Regions from separate parts of the Mus musculus genome. Here all the other regions are linked to region 3. The links are chromatin loops, found by intact Hi-C in ENCODE. Cell type or tissue: left cerebral cortex. All regions are shown on one strand.

What was found. Peaks named below come from ENCODE experiments on the same cell type or tissue, not always from the same donor. Only the 100,000 strongest peaks of a DNase experiment are listed, where the experiment ranks them.
Region 1: a loop joins it to region 3, with 3 times the contacts of the local background. A loop is called at or near these places in 7 of 42 quality-filtered maps.
Region 2: a loop joins it to region 3, with 2.9 times the contacts of the local background. A loop is called at or near these places in 7 of 42 quality-filtered maps.

Annotation. Positions count from the first base shown.
Region 1 is chr10:116,481,615-116,489,614 of GRCm38, reverse strand. Cnot2 (CCR4-NOT transcription complex, subunit 2) reads left to right here. Exons shown (of 16, transcript NM_001037846.3): 16 at 3,329-4,454. The coding sequence ends at 3,415. Among named protein-coding and RNA genes, the nearest start is that of Kcnmb4, 12 kb to the right of the region's middle. In left cerebral cortex, no CTCF peak of the experiment used is centred here; DNase peaks (open chromatin) are centred at 2,263 and 4,033.
Region 2 is chr10:116,472,478-116,480,477 of GRCm38, reverse strand. It overlaps Kcnmb4 (potassium large conductance calcium-activated channel, subfamily M, beta member 4), which reads left to right and starts at 6,955. Exons shown (of 3, transcript NM_021452.1): 1 at 6,955-7,292. The coding sequence starts at 6,957. Kcnmb4os2 (potassium large conductance calcium-activated channel, subfamily M, beta member 4, opposite strand 2) reads right to left here and starts at 7,315. Exons shown (of 3, transcript NR_130644.1): 1 at 6,091-7,315; 2 at 5,845-5,993; 3 at 5,491-5,712. In left cerebral cortex, CTCF peaks have their summits at 3,176 (motif pointing right), 4,783 and 6,078; DNase peaks (open chromatin) are centred at 1,288, 4,631, 6,419, 7,094 and 1 more place; H3K4me3 peaks cover 3,089 bases; H3K27ac peaks cover 1,831 bases.
Region 3 is chr10:116,577,660-116,585,659 of GRCm38, reverse strand. It overlaps Cnot2 (CCR4-NOT transcription complex, subunit 2), which reads left to right and starts at 4,149. Exons shown (of 16, transcript NM_001037846.3): 1 at 4,149-4,207. In left cerebral cortex, a CTCF peak has its summit at 3,670; DNase peaks (open chromatin) are centred at 3,378, 3,729, 4,130, 4,896 and 1 more place; H3K4me3 peaks cover 2,912 bases; H3K27ac peaks cover 2,361 bases.

The DNA of each region.
Region 1 (8,000 bases), 96 kb after region 3:
TTGAGTCCAGTGTATAAAGTCAATTCTATTTAGTAACTTTGTGAGAAAGAAAAAAAAGTGTATCTATTTTTTTTGAAATAATTAATTTATTTTATGTGCATTGGTGTTTTGCCTGCTTGTATGCTTGTGTGAGGGGGTTGGATTCCTTAGAACAGGAGTTACAGGCAGTTGTGAACCACCATGTGTGTGCTGAGAACTGAGCCCTGAGTCCTGTGGAAGAGCAGCCAGTGCTCTTAACCACTGAGCCTCATTTGCTTAATAGGAAAACTGAGTCATGAAAACATTGCTGTTCATGTATCTAGAACTCTTCTTAAGCTTTTAAAAATCATTATCCTGTAACAAAATTTTCCACTAAGAACATGTATGTTCATGGACCCTATAACAATACATATTGTTAAAATATTCCTTGAAGAATTAAGTGTTCTGTTTCTATAGTCCACAAAGAAAATGTCTTAGAGGCACCATGATCGTGGCAACTCTTAGAAAAGAAAACATTTCATTGTGGACTGGCTTACAGTTCAGAGTGAGTCCATTATTATGAGAGGGAACATGGCAGGAGGCAGGCAGATAAGATGCTGGAGAAGGAGCTGAGAATCCTATATTTGATACGCGGGCAGCAGGAAGAAGGAGGGACTGGGCCTAGCAAGGGCTTTTGAAACCTTATTGCCCACCAGCAGTAACACACTTCCTCCAATAGGGCACACACCTCTTCCTTCTTGTCCTCTCAGACAGCTGCACTCCTGGTGACTGAGCTCAGATAGATGGACCTGTGCAGGCTGCTCCCACTCAAGCCCCCAGAAGCCTTGCTGTATTAACTCACGAGTGCTAAGGGCCACTTACTATTGTAAGCGTTAGATGTGATAGACAAGGCAGTTCCTTTCTGCATTCTGTCCATAGTATGTGTGTATATCACTGACATGTAAAAGACATGTCATTGACATGTAAAAGATGCTATAGATAATCGAGTTAGATGGAAGACTTTAAGAATAAAAATATGTGGAAGGCAGAAGACAAAAAAATTACCAATGTATCAGACAAGATTTGACCTATATAATTTCTTAATATCACTTGAATATTTTAACTATTAAAGTATTTATGCTCCCTAGAGTTAAACTAATCTTTTTTTTTTTAAATACTATGTATGGGCAAACATTAACATTGATGGGGTTAATTGGTTTAGGTACTAATAAAGCAGTGTAGCTTGCCAGTGTTTATAAAATGTGACTTACAGTTTATCATTGGTTAAAACTGCACATAAGCTTTTTATAGCTTGTATATTATAGAAGCCAATATGCATTTTCATTTCAAAGAATGGTTTAACTGGAAGATTTTTGTTAACTGTAAATGTGGATATTCAACTTTAGCCGTGAGTTGGGAGGGACAAGGGCTTATGGGGAGCCAAGGACAGCAGCTCTTGTGTTTGCTCCTCCTTGCTGGTAAGCAAGTAGCCCTGTGCCTTTCTCAGTCATAGGACACAGACTTCTTTTAAGAATGATGTCACCACAGAGTACCTTTATTAACCCTTTTGAAGGCACATAATATTTTCAGAGTTAATTTGGAGAGGGTGTAATGAAGTAAATTTGTTTTGAGTCTTGTATTAAAAGTATTAAAACCTCATAAAACCATCACATGTTATATTAAGACAGACCCTTTTGAGTTTAGATCCTAGTCTTCAGTGTGTCTTACGGGGAAGGGGGGGGGATTTAAATACCTACTTCTCAAGATACATAAAAAATTTGGATAAACTATAGCTTTTTCTTTAGTTTTCTTCATACTAGGCGGGCAAGTTATATGTCTAATTGTTATTGTGATGTCTCTGATTTTGAATACTTGATTTGGTGTCCAAAAGCTTGATCACTATGGCCTAAGCTTTCATTTTAACTATGTAAAACTTCATTTAATTTAATAATAGAAACATCCATTATAGAGTCAGTTTGTTACCAAGCACAGTATTATTTAATCTTCAGTAGCCAGTGTATGTTGAGGGTTAAAAACTTGAGTGAGATTTCAGAATAGCTTGTGCTAGTTAGATTCGGGTCAGAATGAGTAATTTTAGAGCATTTCCTTTCTGTGGTTACAGGGTATTGGTTTTGTTTTAAGTATACACTTAAATTTGCATTTCTAGTGGTGATCGTGAAAACTTGTATTCTTAAATCTTAAAACTTGAAGCAAAGTGCTGGCACAAACCTGTAACGTAGGAAGTATTCTGGAGGCTGAGTGGGTAGAGTTATGAATTTGGAGCCAGCTTGGGTTATGTAGGGAGTTTCAAAGCCAGGCTAAACTCCCCAGCAAGACTTTGTCTTAAGCGTGGGGAGGGGCAGCAAGATGGCTCTGTGGTCCAGATGCTCGCCAACAAGCCAGGGGCCTGAGCCAAGCTCTGAGGGGAAAGTGGAAAACCACGGTGCTCTCTGCCTGCAAATAAGCCTACAAATAAGCAGCTACAGTACAGACAAAACCAGCTTGAAAACAGTTTGATTAAGATCACTAATCCACTTAGCTTTCAGATAGCTAGACACCAAAACCACTCTGTGGCTTTAAATGACTGTTCTCTGCCATCTGTGAAATGGGAGCGCTTGAGATGTGTGTGTTTCAGCTCTTTGTTTCCCTGAGATTTTAGTGAAGTTAAAGTATAACCTTGCTTTAAAAAAAAATTGTCATTAAGGGATATTGGGAAGTGCCTCATTTTAAACATAAACAAAACGTCGGGGTCGTTCCTTATTTTGGTTTTGCTTTTGTACTTTATTGGAATGCTTTATTTTAAACATCCTGTAATCTTCAGTCTTTTGCATTAGAGCTGTAATAATTTCACTTCTTATTTCTAAGTAAAATTTGCACATAATTTTTATGAATACACATTTCTGAGTTACTGATCCTACATTCAGAAGTCTATACTGTGTACCTGCCAGATAGTAGGCAAAGGGCACTGCTGTTGTCTGGACTGCTTACTTAAAAGGGGAAAGAGCTAGTATGTGTGTGTCTCTGTTTTCTTTAGGTGGACTCGTTTTAATTATTCATATAGAAAATATATCTTGACCAAAGGGGAGGGGGGAACCCTTAAAAGAGACACTTAGACTAGTGAGATGCCACAGAGGGAAAGGCTATTTCCAAGGAGACTAATGACCTACCCAAATTTGATTCCCAGAACATGTATGGTATAAGTCCTATACCTTGCAGATAGTCCTCTGGCCCTCACACATGACTGTGTTTGCACACGCGCCTGTGTGTGTCTGTGTCTGTCTGTCTGTCTTCACATACACACTCACAGTAAATGTTTTTAAAAGAGCACTATGAAGTAATTTAAATTCTCAATTTTGATGTTCTTTTGTAGGAGTTCCATCTGGAATATGACAAATTAGAAGAGCGGCCTCACCTGCCATCCACCTTCAACTACAACCCTGCTCAGCAAGCCTTCTAAAAAGACTTCCCTTTTCTTGGGGTATGGCTGTCTCAGCACAATACTCGACATAACTGCAGAGCTGATGTGGCTCAGGCACCCTGGTTTTAATCCCTTGAGGATCTGGCAATTGGCTTACGTAAAGAAAGGGTCACCATTTGAGGTCCTGCCTTACCAATTATGTGCTGCCCAACAACTAAATTTGTAATTTGTTTTCTCTACTTTGAGCAGGGTCTGAATTTTTTCATTTATTTTCTTTTTGCCAGCAGACAGACTTGGGTCTATAAAGACAAGCAAGTACACTGACAGAAATTACCATTTAGTTTCTTAAATGTAAAAAAAGAAAACCCACAAAAGACTCAACAAAATTAGACCACAAAATTTGCATTGTTCATTGTAGCACTATTGGTAATAAAAGAACAGATGTTTGTGCATTTTTATGTGAAGATCCTTCTCGTATTTCATTTGGAAGGATGAGCGAGGTCTGCTTCTTTCTTTTTACTTCCCCTGTGTTTCTGAAAGGCGGTTTGGCCAGGCTTACTGCAGGCATCCGACTGTAGAGATCGCCACAGTCTCTGGGGCTCCAGGGCTGCGCTGTAACTGAGCTTCATCCAGAATGAGCAAAACACTGTCCAGTCTTTGTTACGATTTTGTAATAAATGTGTACATTTTTTTTAAATTTTGGACATCACATGAATAAAGGTATGTATGTACGAATGTGTATATATTATATATATGACATCTATTTTGGAAAATGTTTGCCCTGCTGTACCTCATTTTTAGGAGGTGTGCATGGATGCAATATATGAAAATGGGACATTCTGGAACTGCTGGTCAGGGGACTTTGTCGCCCTGTGCACTAAAGGGCCAGATTTTCAGCAGCCAAGGACATCCATACCCAAGTGAATGTGATGGGGCTTCAAGACGTGAACTGAGACAATTCACTCTGGCTGTTTGAACAGCAGCGTTTCATAGGAAGAGAAAAAGATCAATCTTGTATTTTCTGACCACATAAAGGCTTCTTCTCTTTGTAATAAAGTAGAAAAGCTCTCCTCACTGCAGTGTTGGCTTTGATTTGAAATTGTGACATTTCTTCTTCTCCAGAAAAACACAGAGGAAAACCTCAGGTTTTACAGATTCTGAATGGTGTGACTTGATGTCAGTCGTCCTCTTCTTTTCCGATGTCGGCAGATCTGTTGATGGGGCCACCCTGGGCCCCTTACTTAGGAAGGTGGCCTCAGCATTAGCTGAGGGGAGCATTGGGTAGGTTGGAGCTACGTTGCAAGTTAGCACCTGACCAGGGTGGGACCCAACCAGAAAGTTTGTTCTGTGAGAAATTGATGAGGAATTTGGTGGTAGAAATTTGAGATTTATTTAGTCTTCATGAAATTTACCTTCAGCTTGCTGACCTGGATGGTTCACACTTGCAGGTGACTGAATTCTTAAACTGTGTGGAGGCAAAACTGTGGCTTAAACTGCCAGGAGGACTAGAGATAGGGAACAGGCTATGTGGAATACAAGTTTTCAGTTTTTATTTTTAACCTGTTTTCCTAGTTGAGTGAATACTTACTGACATAGCCTAAGTAACGTTTGAAAAGTAACATTTATGAATGCTGTTTGTGTGTCAGGAATGTATAGGAACTTTGAACTTAAAATTCACCCCTAAGCATTTAGAGATAGCCAAAACGGATTTTTTTTTTTTTAAAAATACCATGATTGTTAAAAACATTGCAGAATTTAGAGCACCACCTCAGCGGTAAAGGTGACACTTCAATAATTACAGTTTTAACTCTTGTGACAAAAATCACAACAGATGCTGCACTATTTAAGATATGCCTCATCCAAATCGTTGATACCAGTTTCCCTCAAATAGTGGTGAGGTATATCTTAAACAGTGCGCTCTCTGTTGTGGTTTTTGATACTTACTGTGAACTTTAACCTTATAAAATAAGACTCCCTATGCAACCGCCAGCAATTGGTGGGCAGGAGAAGACAGTAGGAGGGAGGGAGGGAGGGAGGTGGTCTCCAATGATTGATGTAGCAGCTGAAGCACGGTCATGCGACTGACAAACAAGGAGCTCACGTCAGGTTTGTTGTGTTGGGTCTAATTCTTAGCAGCCATAGGCAGAAAATTTAAGTGGACACTTATTTCAGTTTTCCAAGTTATTTTTATTTCAGAGTCGGAGTCATCAAAATTAAGGAAAGTTGCCTGTTAAACGTTGTTTTTACAATTTGGTGATGTCACAGGTCAACTTGACTTCAACTGTAAATTGAAAATGTACATTTGAAGTTCCACCCTACATACAAAGAAATTGGCTGAAACTATATATACATTCCACATTTTCCCCTTAGATTTGGTTCTGTTTGTGGTTGTATGGTTCATTTCCCCCAGTGAAGCAAATGGGTATGCTCTGCCCATAACTCACCGAGTGTAACTGGCTTTGTGGAACGGAAGCTAGTACCCTGCACAACGCAACCCTTTCACCTGCTTGGATGCAGAGATCTGTACTTGAGGTGCACTGTAACATGGTAAAACGCTTTTCTGGAGGTGTTTGCTGAAATTTTCCTTCAAGGTAATCTTCCTTAAGAACTGAGAGTATCTTGCACTATCTACAAAAGCCAACTGCTTATCCATGGGTATTTTACTAATACTTGTTGATGAATTGGCTTTTTTTTAATCATTTCAGTTTGAAAATGTACAAATTAAATCATTTAGGCATTGACATAAATCTTTGCTGTAATTTCATTTTCATGAAGATCTTGAACATTTTCACTTAGCTTTCGAAACCCAACTTTTTTCCGTGTACAGTCAAGTTGATCTTGAATCCTTCCATTCCCAAGCAGGTCTCCTGAAGTCTTAGGCCTTGCCCATAAAACATGAGGCGCCTGAGCATGGCCCTGCAAGGCTCACTTCATTTACATTTGCATTCAGAGCATCATTTCTGCACAAAGTTTCTACAAACACACGCACGCGCCTGCGCACACGTGAAAAGAGAAGAATGGAAATGTTCTCAACTATGGTTTGTCTATGAAGTTTATAATGACTTAGAAACATCTGCTAAGGAGGTAATCTTTAAGATGTGCGGCAGTATAGCTCACTGATAGAGTGTTTGCCCTGCCATATATGAGGCTCTAAGTTAAAATCCCTGATCCTGCACACACTAAAATTAAAAACTAAAGAAAGTAAATTAAGAAACTTAGTAGTATGCTTTCAAGAATGTAAATTCTCATGGCATGTCACCAAGTTCCTGTTGGCGATGACATTTAACAGTGACTTGGATCAGATTTGGGAGATGAAGCACATAAATGCATTGAAAGAGAAAAACAACCCAGTAGTTTTAATATCAGGTTGAATCAAGTGCTATACATTATCTCAAGATCGTTAGTTTTCAGCTTGGATGGTAAAACGAAAAAAAATGGCTTAAGAGTGGTTTATACATAGAGCAAACTGATGATTCTGCTTCTACTGCTAAAGTAAAAACTATGTGTAATCGGGACACGGTAAGAATCAGCCGGGCGTGGTGGCGCACACCTTTATTTCTAGCACTCGGGAGGCAGAGGCAGGTGGATTTCTGAGTTCGAGGCCAGCCTGGTCTACAGAGTGAGTTCCAGGACAGCCAGGGCTACACAGAGAAACCCTGACTCGGAAAAAACCAACCTCCCCCACCACCACCAAAAAAAGAATCACTGTTTTGAATGTTATACATCTGAAATGTTATGTCCAGTTAAATGCTCTTTTGGATGCTTGTTGCATGTCCCTTCCTGCCTTCTGGCTGCCAGGTGACATAGTAATTTTTACATACATTATTGTTTTGTATTTAAAGAATAGCATTGTGGGTGGGTTTACTGTTGCATATTTTATAGAAGGCTTCAGATGTCATCAGTGCAAAAGGAAATAAGGACGGGCAACACTGTAGAGAAAAGGGCTTTGGAAACCGTATTTCCCTTCAAGTATCAAATTCCAAGGCTGTCCGTGTTCATGTGTGTGGCAAAAAGCTAACAAGCACCAGTAAAGGTTTTATCAGTGTGGTAGGAGGGGCCACAGTAACTGCTCTTGGTTTTGTGGTATTTGGGCTTAAGCATGCGTCTCAATAAAGCTAGATACGCAAGCACGCTGTACCTGCGAGCCGCGCCCGCAGCCCAGTGATCCAGGGCCTCAGATACATGCTTTTTGTAAGGCGTTACTTTTGGCTTCGTCGAACACAGTGGATGAGGGACTGGTTGGCCAGTTCTGTGCATGAGGGAAGGCACTGGACTGAGGGTTAACTTCCTGTGGCTAACTGAAAAAGTGTAACAAGGAATTGGGATAGCTAGTGTATTTCTGCCTATCAGCTAGAAACTCTTCGAGTCCATCAGAAAGTCTCAGAGGAAGACCGCCCATTACAAAGTGCATTGCATTTGTAAACAAGCACAAACACAAAGCGTGCGTTTTACAGTTGGGGAAAACATGGGACCTTAACTAAAAGCCAGAGAGCAAGGGGAAACATCACAGTTATCTTCAAATACAGGAAGTTCAAAAGAAGGCTAAGTCTTCTACTCAAGAAGTGGAAGGTGAGTGAGATAGGATATCATCCTGTATCAATATACTGTATCAATATAAAGTACA
Region 2 (8,000 bases), 110 kb after region 3:
ATCAAAATTTTCTGCCAATCATTTAAATTGGAATTATAAAAACTACATGGCTTACTGTGTTGCCAATCCAACCAAGTTCCTGTGTAAACAGTACACAAGCATTGGCTGACAGACCGATTTTGCATTCCTTTTGTTCATTTCCAGGGCATTAGGCACCTGCCTTGCATTAGCTATCTTCTGATACCTTGCTAGGTAAGAATCAGTGTGTTAAGTCCTCTAAGCAGCATTTTGGGTACCAGCTGAGGAAAACAGTTCTTAATTTTTAGGCTTATGTGTGTGAGTGTTTTGTCTACATGTATGTGTCTACATGTTCCGTGACCTAAGTGTCCACAAGAGTGTTGGATTATGAATGGTTGTGAGTCACACTGTGTGTTGGGAACCAAGTCCAGGTCCTCCCCAAGTGCTCCTCACCACTGAGCCAACTCTGCAGCCCTAGGATGTGACCTCCTAATTTGCATAGACAGGTCATAAAATGTTAGGGTAGTTTCTATTTATATTTGACCTAAGGGACATCTTGGCCACATAATATTTGTCTTAATTTATAATAAAGGACTTTTTCCAAGACAAATTTGTTTCTCCTGCATAATGGAAATAATTTTGCTAGTACTTGAGTTCTTCAAGGAACATTTGGAAGAAATGCCTTTAATTCAAGGGTGATAGGATTTCCACAAGTGGCTGAGTTAGTTTAACATTGTGGCCTCTAGATACGCATAATAGAAAAACTTAGGTAAAACCTTTAAAATTACACACTTCAATATGAAGACATATGAAGGAATGACATAAATAGTTTCATCTCCTTGTGTATAAAAATAAAGATTTGGGGCAGCCACAGTGTTTCAAAGCTACCTTTAAATCTGCTACATACTGAACATTTATTTTAAGATGTAGTTTTAATTACCATATGTAGCGATGCATTCATTTGGTCTGGTTTTGAGTTGTTAAATATTTCCTCCTCCTAAGAGAAACATAACTGTCATGTTTTAATGTCTGAACAATTAATATTCCTCATATATGCTATTACATAAAACATACCTTTATTTAAATGCCATTTTTGTTACTGTGCTTAAGAAATATTTCTACATTTACATTATCTAAAGCTTTGGGTTATTCTTGGTTCATTCTAAATGTAGATCTAAAATTTGTATATTAAATTAGTTTGACTTGCAAATCCTATTCAGAATAGGAACTGTCTACTGAAGATGAGCCAATCACTGCCCTGGCTTCTCGACATTTACAGTGACAGCCCTGAACAAGGTCCATTATCCCTGAAATACTTGCAAATTATATGGTGTGGAAAAGGAAGGTGCAGACTCTTGTTTCATAGAGCATTAAAGTGGGGTTTCCTTTCCAATTTTGTATCATCCTTTTTCTTAGAATTTAAGGTAAGGGTATAAAACTTTAGTGTCCTAAATCCCATCAAAAGAAACCAAAGTAGCAGGAAAATGTGCCTGAAGAAAAGGTCTAGGGTAACCGAATGGCTGCATATGTCTTAATAGGAGTCAATTCTTTCTAGGTTGTAAGAATAAACTCTTACAACTGTCTTTAACCTAAATAAAACGAGATGATGTAACAAGCACCACAATGTTACAGCGAGGCACAAAGACTAAGTTATAATAACAGTTCTATTTCTTTAAATGTTCCAAAGACAGCAGTGGGTAGAGGGTAGGGATCAATGTATTTCCTATCATTAGATGTGTGCAGACAAAGACACGGAAATCTTACTGGAAATACCAACTTCTCTCTCACATAAATGGGGTAGGATTTCCTTCTACTCTAGAATAATTTAGTGACTTTTGCCAATGCCTGTTTATCTTTGTGTGTGTGTGTGTGTGTGTGTTTGTAGCTTGAATCTAAGCAGGAATATGATTCAGAATAAATGGGAGCTAGATTAAGCCATGAGCCCCAACATTCCTCTACCAGTTGTCTCCTTCATAGGTTTCCTAGTGCAGATGTGGACCAACCCTTGGATATAATGTATTTGAAATTTATTTTTAATATATCATCCTGGAAATGCTAATCTCTGACTTTGTCCCTCATGAGATTAATTTCGAACATTTGTGAGTAAACCTAGTTTGTAGAGTCATTCAGCAAATGTATGCCCATGCCCCCAAGGATACTCCCACATGCCACTGTGGGGAGATGTTCTCTGGATTTGAGGAGTATTTTAGAATACCCTTGACTAGGTGTTTATTACAAAGCAATACAAGTTTTTTTGTTTTGTTTTTTAATTTTAGAACAACAGTTCTATTTTAATCCTAGAATGTTAAAAAAATAATTCTACCCCAATCTTTTCATTTGAAATTATTGTTGATTATATCAGATGAATAGAGCTGGGGCCAAAGCTAATACTCCTCTTTCTACATAAATATGTATCCCCTATAATAATTCATTCACCATGAAAGATGGTGAGAATTTAGGAACTCTAACACTAGCAGTGTTTTTTTTTTTTAAATAATAGAGCATTAATATCTAAGCAATGATGAGGGTGAGGCTTGTGACGTCACACCCTAGCTGAAACACTATGGCTGTTGGGCAAGGAGATTGTCAGTTTGGTTCAGGGCTTCAGGCTTCACCTGGCTGTTTGTTCATGCTCCAGTGGGATGGCCTGTGCACATACAGCAACATTAAGTGGACTCAGTGGGTTTAAAAAGAGTTCATGAAGTTGGGGAGGGAGGGGTTTGGGGGTTATGGCAAGGTTGGAGGGAGGGGTGGGCTTGATCAAAACATATATGCATATATGAAATTCTCAGTTTTTACTATTAATACAAGCTGCTTACATTTTCTGTGTCTGGGATCTTGCTTATCTGTGCTTGGCCTGTGTACAAACAAATTTCAAACTTTTAAAAATAAATTACTTTAAAAGTATTTGCTGTTTCAATGAGGTGTAAGGTCTTAGGGGGTGTCTTGGTTAATTTTGTACTAATATTTTCTAAGTATCTGGAAGTACTAGTGTTCTCAGTTGTAGTATGTTCGGTGAAGTAGGTACTATTTATGTCTGGAAATTTATTTCAAATCTAAAGCCTAAGGAGATAAACATTTAACAATGGAGCGAAACAAAATTTGGTCGTAGCAGGCTAGAAATCATTTAGTAACACTGAAAAATCTTAAAAGTTAATCTTTGTACTTTAAGTGTCTGATGTTTTGCTTGCATGTATCACAAACATACAGTTCTTGAAGAGTCCAGAAGAGGGCACTGGATCCCCTGAGCTGGAGTTAACAGACTTGTGAGTTGCCATGAGTGGGTGCTGAGAATCAAACTCTGGTCCTCTGGAAGAAAGTCCAGTGTTCTTAACCACTGAACCATCTCTCCTGTCTCCTGCAACCTTTATTTTAAAATTATATTATTATTTTTTAAAGATTTATTTATTTTATGTATATGTACACTGTAGCTGTCTTCAGACACACCAGAAGAGGGCATCGAATCCAATTATAGATGGTTGTGAGCCACTATGTGGTTGCTGGGAATTGAACTCAGGACCTCTGGAAGAGCAGCCAGTGCTCTTAACCACTGAGCCATCTCTCCAGCCCAATTTTATTATTTTTAAAAACGTGTGTGGGGGTCTGTAAGTATTCGAGAGCTGGAGGAAGGAAGTATCAGATCCCCAGAGCTGGGGTTGCAGGTGATTGTGCACTGCCTACATAGATGTTGGTCCTCAGAAGAACTCAGGTCCTCACAAGAACAGTATCTGCCCTTAACTGCTGAGTCATCTCTTGTCTTAGGGTTTACTGCTATGAATAGGCACCGTGACCAAGGCAACTCTTGTAAGCACAACATTTATGTGAAGCTGGCTTACAGGTTCAGAGGTTCAGTCCAGTATCAAGGCAGGAGCATGGCATCATCCAGGCAGGCACAGTGCAGGAGGAGCTGAGAGTTCTATATCTTCATCTGAAGGCTGCTAGAAGACTGGCTCCCAGGTGGTTAGGAGAAGGCTCTCATTTCCCACCCCCACACCTACTCCAAGGCCATACCTCCTAATAGTGCCACTCCCTGGGTCAAACATATACAAGCTGTCACATCTCTTCGGTCCCAAACTAAATATTTTAAAGTTAATTACGTGTGAGTTGGGAAAATAAGATTTCTATAAGATTTTCTTTGTTGTATTACTAGTTTCTTCCTCTCTTGTTATAGTCAGTAGCAAATGTTTAAAACTTTTCCAAAATGTGAATTTTAATGAAAAGGGTGTTAAAATATGGCTTCCCCCCCTAGTCTGTGTAGTTAGCTATGCACGTGTTTACTATGTTTGTTATAGAAAGCCTCCACGATGTGCTGATTCTGGAAATGACAGACAGGAACAACATGCTCTGTTCCTATTCAAGTCTTGCATGCATGTGAGATTGGATGCTGCACTTCTAACGTAAGCCACAGAAGTTTCCCGTAGAGTGTTGATCACTAAAGCAAACCTATAGGGGCTTTAATGTTCATCTTGGGGAAGGTTTTGCTTTTCTTCTAAATGAAAGCTCACTGGGGCTTGCTCTGGCTTTGAGAGAACCATTGGAGACAACAGTGTTCTATGAGGGAGTCTGGTGCCGAATGGTGTGTCTTTCAGTTTCTGTGGATGGCTTACTATTCATAGGGAGGTCTCGCTTCCTCTCCTGTGCAGTCTCTGCCCTCCTGGGAACAGAAGGTGCCAAGTTGACCTGTGGTTCAACCTTTCCGAGGCCCCCTGGGTTCTTCCTGTCCTTCTGACTTAAAGTCAAGGGTTGAGCGCTTTTCTGATACAAGCAGCCTAGGTGGGAATGTTACAAGGCAGCCCTACCACTAGGAGAAGAAACTAACACGGATTTCTAGTGAATCCTTCAAAATAAAAAAGTTGATTTCGTCTGTGAAGCCTTCAGATCTGCTTCCCTTACCACAGAAGACAAGCCAACTTATATAGGAAAACAAAGAATCAAAATGAAATGTTTGAATAACACAAAGCTGGAGAGAGAACAACAGCTTCTATCCCTGTGAGAATAAACAATGAAGAAAGTAACTGAACTAACATTTGAGTTAAGACAGAACTCCCTGGCCCTGGTTTCCTAGGTTGTAAGCAGTTTTTGTTGTTGTTGTTGCTGTTGTTTCATTCACAACACTTAAGGCGCCCAGGAGACACTGAACTGTGAAGTGTGTAAGGTAATGGTGTTACGTTACCCTTAGGGCTCTGTCCTGGGCTTGCTGCACGTTGCATGAATTACTTTATTTAGTCCCTTAGCCTTAGCGGCCCTGTTCCGTGTTTATTCACCCACCCCTCGTCCCCATCTCCAATCCCAGAAGAGGTTGCTTTTTTGAAATGAGGATTGGCATCTGGAATCTGTCGAAGGAAAACACTCAGCGAAGATTTGCGATTTCAGGTTAAGACGCTTCAGCTTTGGAGCTCTCTTCTTTATAGCCAGCGTGTGCCTAACAAATGCCTTGACGCCAACAGGGGGGGAAATCTCAGGCAGAAACAAACAAACAAACAAACAAAAAATACAGTGTCTGCTCTCAAACGGAGACGACACTGAGACATCTTTGTGATTTTAAAGTTTTTCCAAGTCCTGCAGCCTTTTTATTCATTAAGAAAAACAGACACTAAAGGTCTCCTTTACCATTGTTTGGAAATACCCATCAGCATAACATGCCAGAACTCTGTCAGTGCCAGCCAAAGGGTTTGAAGTCTGGTAGAGTGGGCTTAACATTTCCATGACTTGGCAACTGTTATTCATCAGGAGCCTGAGTTCATTCATCTAGGACTTGAAAGACAAGAAAAGGAGGGTTAAAACAACAACAACAACTTTATTCTTCCAAACGCAGCTCTAAACAGTTCTCAAGTTTGGTTTTATGATCTTTAAAAAAATGTAGGTAAAAAGCAAATTTAAACTTACAAAGGAAAAGTCAGGAGAATAGAGGCTGAATAAAGGTGTACATCGATAGGGTGGAGTTCCAAAGTGTCTGCAAGCCGCGGTCGCCTTGCACAGAGCTCCAGAAAAAGCTCACCTGCAAATCTCAGGGCCAGCTAAGGGTGGCAATATTCCTAAAGAGGCCAACAGAGTCTGCTCTCACCAGCCCGAGGCCAGGCTTTGCCACCTGTTTGCGTCCACCCCCTAGGGGTCGTTCCCGCTGTCTGGCACCTATTTTTCCAGGAAAGTCCACCGACGCTCAAGGCTCCAATCGTGTTAGCCTGCACGGTCCCGGTGGCGGCGTGGGATCCGCGGGGACCTCCGGCTCCCGGCCGCTCGCCTGTGGGCATCCCCCCGCGTCCGCGCCGGTGCCCTCTGTCGCTCGCCGCCACCGGAGCTCCCTTTGCCGGTGCGCCTGCTGCCCCGCAGCTCCCCGGATCGGAGTTTGAAGATTCCCGCTTCGCACGCTCACGCCATCCTCCCCCACTTAAAAAAATTTTTTTTTTCTCTCTTTTAACTTTCTCCCCAGCCACGCTCCCTCGGTGCTAAGCGTTCGCCTCGACCGTCTCCGCCATCTCTCCAGGTTGCATCTGGCGAGGATTCCGAGAGCAGCTCGCGGCGGCCCGGGTGCTCGCCCACGGGAGCTGCGGGGCGCGGCGCGGGGCGGGGCGGGGCGGCGGCGCCCAGGGCGGGGAGGAGCAGCCTCGCTCAACGCGGAGCCAGGGCTCAGCAGCCCAGTCGCTCCCAGCGTCGGGGCGCCGGGCGCTCGGCCGCGGCGATGGCAGGCGGGCGGCGCGCGCGGGGAGGCGGGCGCGGGGCGCGGAGCGCGCGGGGGCGGGGGCGGGCTCGGGGAGCCCCGGGGTGCCGGACGCTGTGAGGCGGCGGTGGCACCCGGGAGCCCGGCCTCGGGCAGCGCCGTCGCCGCCGCCGGGGGCGTCGCCGGCCTCGGCCCCTTTGTTCTCGCGCGCGCCCCCTCGCCGCCCACTCCCCTGCTGTCGCGCGGCGGCGGCGGCGGCTCCTCCCGCCCGAGGCGGTTGAGCTCGGCGCCGGGGGCGGGAGGGGGCGGGGAGCGCGCCAGCCGTGGAGAGTGGGGGGCGATGGCGAAGCTCAGGGTGTCTTACGAGTACACGGAAGCCGAAGACAAGAGCATCCGGCTCGGCTTGTTCCTCATCGTCTCCGGCATCCTGTCGCTCTTCATCTTCGGCTTCTGCTGGCTCAGTCCCGCCTTGCAGGATCTGCAAGCCACGGCGGCCAACTGCACCGTGCTGTCGGTGCAGCAGATCGGCGAGGTGTTCGAGTGCACCTTCACCTGTGGCACCGACTGCAGGGGCACCTCGCAGTATCCCTGCGTCCAGGTGTACGTGAACAACTCCGAGTCCAACTCCAGGGCGCTGCTACACAGCGACCAGCACCAGCTCCTGACCAACCCCAAGGTAAGCGCGCGGGAGCTCCCGCCTAACAGTGCAGGTTCGGGGCCAACGTCCCGGTTAGACCCCAGGGGAAGAATCGAGTGCACTGTCCTCGCTCGGAGTTGATGCGAGGGAGGCATGAGGTGCATGCACGCATCCCTGGAGCCCAGGGCTCCAGACCTCGGGGTGTGTTTGCCTACTGGGCGGTGGTACGCGAGCCTCTCTGCAAACAGATCTTTTCTGTTCTTAGATTTTTTTGAGCTCCGGACCACCCCAGGTCCAGCGCCTGCGGGAAGGGGTTGCCTAAACTCAAGGAGCAAAGAAAGTTAACTTTTCCTTCCAATGTAGCCATGGGATAGCCCAGGACCCAGGTACTCCAGTATATGGCCTGAGCTTCTATGGGGCTCAAGAACTCCCTTCTTTGAGAGGTTAAAGGGGTCTCTTCGCTTCTGGAAAGTATCTTAAGTGACTTTTGAATTTTAGTTCTAAACTGAAGTTTTTAACTTGAGGTCTACAGATAGACTTGGGATGGTGAGGGTGGGGTCAACAGCCATCAGGAGGAATCCAAGAAGAGATTCTGATGAGGTCGGGTTGGTTTGCTTGGTGCTGGTGGTGGAGGCTGAAGGGTCCTAACCACTCTGAGTGTTTGGGCACAATGAGAAGCTGTAACTAAGGAGTAAGTAGGAGAACAACTTACCGAAAATAGAAAGCCCTTGATGACATATACCAAGC
Region 3 (8,000 bases):
ACTCTCAGCAGAGTCAGAAGCGCTGCTCTCTGAACTGTAGTCAGCACAACTGTAATGTGTTAACTGCATCTAAAGACTCAGACTGGGTTAACCTTTCCTACGGGACACTCTGAGCTCAACAGCTGAAGCTCAGTAAGTTCTAAAACCAACCAGCCTCAGTGAGTTTCTGCTCTAAGCACACCCGTCTTGGGATCTGACCTGCTATAGTGTGCTGTGTGATTTCTCTTGTTCCAGACATCTCATCGGCTTAGCGCTATGTTTTCCTAGCTTGATTTTCCACACTTTGCAATTACTCCTACAGAAGGTAATATTAGAGGATAAACAATGAAGGGAGCTATCTGAGGGAGGGTGGCCAAGGAAGGCCTGCCAGAGACAACGTAACCCAGGATGACCCTTCCTTCCCTCGAGTCTAGGTTACCCTCAAATGTGTGCGGATCTCTTTGAGTCAGCTTCCCAGGTGTTGGGATTAGAGGTGGCTCAATGTCTAACTCTAAATAGTGGTTTTGATTAAAAAACAAACCAACCAAACCAAAAAAACAACCAATTTCCCCTAAGATCAAAACCTGAAAGGAATGTAGTGCAGTTACCATGTTCTGACCCATGAAGCCCTGAAGGGTCTCAGTTACTACCAGTGTAAGGTTGTACCAATTCCTATGTGTACATGTTACACTGGCAGGCCGAGCACAACAGGGAGGAGCGAAGGGATGAGAGGCACCTGCTTTTATTCTAAGGGTTGTTCTGGGAGAATACTGCATGATAAGGACTAGAGAGAGGGAGAGATTGTAATCAACTGGTCATCAGTGCTATCACGTGGCTCTGACGTAGGCTAGGAAGTCTTTACTCCAGGTAGCCATGTGCCCACATTTACTACTCAGAAAGAGAAGGATTTGGGGAAACAACTAGCAGTCTGTGCAAGAAGGCTGGAACCAGAGCATAGGAGAAGGCAGAGCTTGAGCGGCCATTTGGGTTTACTCTATATGTACATATGGGAGCTAGAGTAGGGTTTTAAAACACCAAGGAACATAACTGAATAAAAACATTAAAGTGATGCTTCTGGCTGGTACACAGGAACAGTTGACAGGAGTGGGCTGCTGAGAAGGGGCGGGGTTCAGAACATTTGTAGAGTTCTCAGTAAATGCTGCTAAGATGGATGCAGACAGAAGTCACAGTGGCTTCCTAACTCCAGGCTAAATCTGTAAACAGGGTCACTGCTGATGGGATTCGGGCGAGGGAGAAGTCAGCCATGCTTTTCCAGGCAGTCTGAGGTCCTTGTCCTTTCCGTTCCTTGTCACGGCAAACATGCTACCTAGTAATTTTGTTTTTTTTTTTTGTTTTGTTTTGTTTTTCGGAGACAGGGTTTCTCTGTGTAGCCCTGGCTGTCCTGGAACTCACTCTGTAGACCAGGCTGGCCTTGAACTAAGAAATCCGCCTGCCTCTGCCTCCCAAGTGCTGGAATTAAAGGTGTGCGCCACCACCGCCCGGCAGCAACCTAGTATTATATCCACATTTTTTGGTTTGTTTTTTAAGGGAGGCCTTTCCTTCTGCAAATATATACAAACTCATTTTTTCCTTAATAAAGCCTTTCCCCCTCAATCCAATCGAGTTTTCTATGAGGTGCACAAAACAACATCTCTCAAAACCACATAAATATACTCATCAGTATGAACTATTTTCAAGCAAAAGTAACAAAATTATTAGACCTGTTCACTATCAAAAATATTTTTAAGACAAATTGGATAACTATGATCATTATTAACAACTGTTATGAAGCTGTTTTATTGGAGACAGATCTTATAGAATATGTTGTTCAGGTTAGCCTCAAATTTTGATTGACTCTCATGCCTAAGTCTCCACAGTAATAGGTTACAACAAATGTCACTATGTCTGGCTTTGAAGATGAAGTCATTTTGTTTTTACAAGGTATTAATATATATGTATGTGTGTGTGTATATATATATATATATATATATATGTATATATATATATATATATATACATATATATATATATTCCTGTGTCATCTGCAACTAGCTATGCAGACCAGGCTGATCTGGAACTCAGAGATTGGCCTGTCTCTGCTTTCCATGTGCTAGATATAAAGATCTGTGAAATTATGCCCTGAAAAGAAGTTTTCGGTGCGACAGGATGATTTAAGATTTTTATTGAGTGCATACATCTTTTATTGAGTGCATACATCGTCACGTTGAGCCATCAATACAGCCTTTAGCAAATGCTAGGACGTTCATGGAGTTTTTCCTAGCATCCCTGTTCCACACATTAATTAAGAAAATGGTCTTATCTCACCTGGTAAAGTCCAAGCATAGCAATACTCTCAGACCTTCCCCAGTGACAGCAATGTTTAAATTTTGACAAAAATGTGTTTTTAAGTTAATATACGTAAGAAGAGTAATGAATTAGAATATTTAATGTTACTTAATGTGATAATGCTACTACATACACATTAAGGGCTCCCAATAACGAGCAGCCAGATTAAGGTGCTCTGCATTGCATGCATTCACGCACATGAGCTGCACACGCCTAGAGTAGCCAGTCTTTGAACACACTACCTTATGGCAGTAGATGCTAACTTGAGAGGAAGAGAAAGCAGACGAGACAGGAAGGCACGGTTGGGGGAGGGGCCATGTAGGACTGTGTTGTTCCTTCTTGAATTTCCCTAAAGTGAAAAACCAACAAAACACAAAACGGTGAAAAGGAGTATTTAATGAAATGAACAACCTAGCAAAATAAACCTTTTTTTTCTACTGGCTACACCAGTTCCTGTCCGCATTTAAACAAATTTGCATATCTGCTGATACTGCATATCTGCTATGTCAAATTACTTTCAAAACCATGACAAAGGTACTTTTAATTTCACCGTAGGCTATTGTATCCTATTTCTTGCCTTTAGCTTTCTATGATAAAAATATATATCGCTTCCGTTTATCACAGAATCTATATCTAACTATATAGACTGGCGGGCTGGAAGGAGGTAATTTATTAAACTACAGCAGAAACTTTATTTACTTCAAATGAGTAGTAATCCGCATTAGTAAGCTCTACCACTCAAACATGAACAGCGATACGTTATGAAACTCGCAACTTCAAAGCACAAAGAGGCTTTTTAGCAAGTTAAGTAACCGTAAAACACGAAGTTTGTGGATGTTCAAAGGTGTAAACTAAGAGTATTACAGCAATAAAAAGTAATTTCACTTTCAGGGACAGTCCGGCTTTGGAGAGCAAAACACTTTAGTTCCCAACCACAGCCACCGTATTTTCAAAAGGTCTAGTGGATGAGCCAGCTGGTCACTAAGGTTTACCAAGGGCGCGCCGGGCGGGAACTAAATAAAGTGCCACAAACACCGTTCGGTTAGATTAAGTACTCCCGGCAGTGCTTTAAAAACACGCTTCCCCCTTACTTCCTCTCACCAGGTTTAGACCGGGGGGGGGGGGGGCAGGTAAAAAAAAGGGGAGCATGAAAAGGAAGAGGGGGCGGCGATCAAACGCCTAGGTTCCAGCGGAGGGGAACTCACTGCTCGGGAGGTGCGGGCGGCGTGCGGCGGGTGTCTGGGGGAGCGCACCCAGGTAGCGCAGGCAGCGGGGCGGTGGGAGGACCGAAGCACCGCAGGCACCGCACCGCACCGCGCCGCGCAGCAGGCTGGGGACAGCCCGGGGACAGCCCGCAGGAGGTGCTCGGGGGCGGGGTGTCCGAGGAAAACACAAACACAAACACGCTGCGCGTCCCCCGGTGGGCGGACCCACGCCACCCTCGGCTTCTCCCCGCCCCCGAGGCCGCGCTCGCCCGCTCGCTCGGACCCCAGGCCGCAGCTCCAGGCGTGGCCGCAGCAGCTCCCGGCGTGGCGGCGGTCTGGCTTCGGGAGCCCGGAGAGGCCGCCCAGGCCCCACTCTCCTCGGTCACCGCCACAAGACAGCGCCGCACCTTCCGCGGGAGGCGGCGGAAGCCCGGGAAGGCTCCAGGCGAGCGTTGTGCTTCTCACGGTCGACTGGCGTACGGGCGGCGTTCCGTCCATTCGGCGAGCCTCGCTCGCTCGCCGGCTTCTGCTGCTGCAGCCGCCGTCGCCGCCGCCTTCGAGCGGAGTCGGAGCGACGGGGGTCACGGCGGGGGTCAGAGGGTAAAGGTCTTGCTCCCAGCAGCCTCCGCGGTGGATACGTCGCCATCTTGGATCCGCGGGACAAGAAAATTCATGCGGTGAGTTTTTGGCCAATTTTCGGAAGTCTGGCGGCGGGGCACGCGGCGGGGGAGGCGGATTGGGGGCCCCCTCAAGGCGGGGGAATGCCTCGGGGCTGGTCCGGTCGCGCCCGGGGTCCGCGGGTAGCGTCCCGGCCCGCCGCTTCCCGTTGCTTTTGTCTCGGCTCCAATCGAGAGAGGGAAGAGCGGAGCGGGCGGGCGGGCGGGCGGGGAGGGGGTGGCGGCGCTGGAGGAGGGAGGGGGTGTGTGGCGGGGTGGACGGGACGTAAAGCGTCGCCGTGCTCGGGCCGCCACCGCCGCCACCACCGCAGCTACCGCAGCCGCAGCCGCTCCGGAGCTTAGGCCCGGGCCCCCGCTGCCCGCCGCGGGGCTTCCCCGGCTCCCGCCGGCGCGGAGCAGCCGCTGCCGCCGTGCTGCTTCCTGGGCTAGGAGAGAAGGCAGCGGCGGCGGTGGCGGCGGCAGCAGCATCCAGGAGCCCCGGCCACTGGACACGGCTCCTGCCTGCCACGTTCCCAGCAGCTGCTGGTCCTTGAAGCTTTACGTTTCTGGCCATACACGCGCATCCTCCGCCACTTGTGTGGTTTTCTTTTCTTTCTTTCTTTTTTTTTTTTTATTTGTTTGTTTGTGTAAGATGGGGACATCGCACTGGCTAACGGGCCTCGGGAGCCTCCAGGCCCTGAGCTATACCGAAGGGGCCTTTCTTGCAAGGTGGAAAGGCGAGAGAGAAACTCAGATGCTGCTTCTGCCCCCGTGCCTGGAGTGGGAAGCCTCTCTAGTGGTGTAGCCTCTTGAGTTCCGATGGTCCTGGGGCGGCGGAGGAGGAACCCGAGCCACTCTTGTGAAGTTGCAAGCCCTGGTTTCTACTTCCGCCGGGCCCCCTCTACCTTTTGCCGTTTTGTTTTAGGTCTTCACTTCAAAGTTTCATAGAAGAAATAAGTTGGGTTAAAAGAAACCCGGTAGTTCTTAATTGAGGTACTGTTTGCTTAGGAGAAAAGCTTATAATTCTTGTTATCTGTAGGCCCTTCGGGAAATCTAATTGTAATTTTATTTTTGTAAAATTATTTCTAAGGTTTTGTTATTTGCATTTACGTTAGATCCAATCAGTACGCTTTTACCTCCAAAAGAAAATAAAAATAAATAAATCTTACACATAGGTACTTTCTTGGAAATCCTAGGGGGACATCTCCACTTTTCAACATCTGGGAAGACAAGTGTTAAGAGTGTTTTGCTTCATTTTCATTAAATCCTTAGTCAAAGATTTCTCTTTAATCATCTGGACAGTTCCTAATAAAATACAGCAATATGATCCTTAGATTATTGGCAAATGGTAGAACGTTAACCAGATCTGTTCACAAGGGACACACTTAATGTTCAAAACTGAATACATTTTCTATTACTCTCTATAGTGAGAAGTTTTAGGGAGATGGAATCGTGTTCCTATAGATTTCCCTTTCCAAATAAGTGGGTGGTAACTTTCACAACAGTTTTATGTTTGGGAATGCTTTGTATATTCAACAACAGTTCCTTCTCAGAAGTCACCTTTGTAGTTTTGTAAGGTAATTTTATTCCAAGTTGGAAGTGTTTAAAAATCCAGTACACTGAAATGGTTGTCTACATTCAAATATTTGTCTGTGTTCAGGTTTTGTGTCTTTAATATGTTTTCTAAATGGTCCCTTGTGCTCTGCCTATCCAGTCTGTTGTCATCTTAAAGCTAAAGGAAAAGTTCAAAATGCACAGACAACTTCTTCCACTTTTCACTTTTGCTGACTTTGCAAGATCCTTAATTTTAAAGTGAAACCTTTTCATTTTTAAAAAAGTGCCTGTTTTTGTTTTTAACTCTAGACCAGAAATAAAGACTGTATTTGACTTTTATTTTTTTATTTTTTGCATTCCTATTAATGCTTTATTGACACACATAAGGTAGTGCATGTGTTGGCAGAGCACTTTGGTTCTCAGATGCAGTCTAGAGATACCTGTAACCTTACCAGATGCTCCAGGCTGAGAGTGGCCTGCACATTAACGTATCAGTAAATACAGCCTTTCTAAAGTGCTTACAAATAAATGGTGTATGGTGGAAAATGAAGCAGATTGATGTCTGTGAGTGGTTTATAGCCTAGCCATCTGAGAACTATTTGATTTGAAAATGAAATCAAACTCCAAATAATAGGCTCCCTAAAATAATAATTACCTTTAATTTCCCTATATAAAGGTAGGTGCTTTTTGGTTTTTCAGAGATGCCTTAGGTTTATTTAAAACTTCAAAAATAAATATTTTATACTGCTGGCAAGTTAGAAATACTAGTAATCGTGTTCTGCTTGTTTCTTTTCTCCTCTTTCTTTCTTTCTTTCTCTCTCTCTCTCTCTCTCTCTCTCTCTCTCTCTCTCTCTCTCTCTTTCTTTCTTTCTTTCTTTCTTTCTTTCGTTTTGTTTTTTCCAGACAGGGTTTCTCTGTTTAGCCCTGGCTGTCTTGGAACTCACTCTGTAGACCAGGCTGGCCTGGAACTCAGAAATCCGCCTGCCTCTGCCTCCCAAGTGCTGGGATTAAAAGTGTGACGCCCGGCAGTCTGCTTGTTTTTAAGTAGGTGCTAATATTAGCAAAACTTAAACTTTAATGGATCATTATAGAATTTTTTTACACGACATGGGATAGTATAGGTTTTTTTTTTTTAATGGCCAAATTTGCTTGATTAGAAAATTTGATTTTTGTATCTAACTAGAGTATGAGTAGATAGTAGTAAACCAGTAAAAATAAGTATACAATTTTGTTTTGTTTTGTTTTGTTTTGAAGTGATATTAAGTTGTAGTATCTTTTGATTAAAATTTTAACTGTCAAATGAATGACATAGCTGACTGGATAAAGGCATTTGACACCAAGCCTAATGATAGAAGTTTGATCTGAGAGACCCATATGGTGGAACAAGAGAATCAACTTCCCTAAATTGTTTTCTGTTATCCACACAAATAGCCACATATAATAAAACATTAAAAAATGTACTATAGGGTTAGTTTTGGTGTCACACATTTAAAAGCAGGCTGTAGATCCTGTATGTTTGTTTGAGCAGACATTGGAGGAAGGCTTATGTGAATGGTGATAGTTTTAGGAGGAGATTTTCTTACCCAGACTGTAGTGGTATTTTTAAGAATTATGTGTAAATTATGTATAGGTGTGTGCTCGCATGTGGATAATGTGTATGTGAGTGCAAGTGTCTTCTGAGGGTCCAGAGGCTCTGAAGCTGGAGTTAGAGTTATGAGTTGCCTGACATGGAGGCTAGTGGAGGCTAGGAGCTGAACCCAGGTCCCCTGGAAGAGCAGTAAGTGCTCTTACCTGCTGAGCCATCTCTCCAGTCCCTCTAGTGGATTTTGTAACACAAAACACAATAAGTCAAGGTACCAGAGGTTGGGTGGTTTTCGAGGCAGAATTCATCAGAGTTGGACTGTAATTTCAGTGGATTTGCATATAGTGATGGGTCAGAAGATTTACTGATATGGTAGAAGTGGCTCTTGTTTAGGTTCCGGTGACTGTCTGGACCAAAAATGATTTCTGTTTTGATATTTGAAGGAATTTAATTTCATTCTAACATTTTCAATATGGGGAAAAGCTGTGCTCGAGTTGGTATCTATTGTAGAAATTTACATTTAAGGAACTATAAGGAAAATTTGGGTTTAAGGTTCTAAAATTATTTTAATACCTTATCTTGCATCAGTTTATTGAGCTCTTTAGTATTGCTATTTTTTCTTATGTCTGTAGTTATTCTGTGTGGTGTCCTTCAATTTCTATTTAAAATTTTTCAACT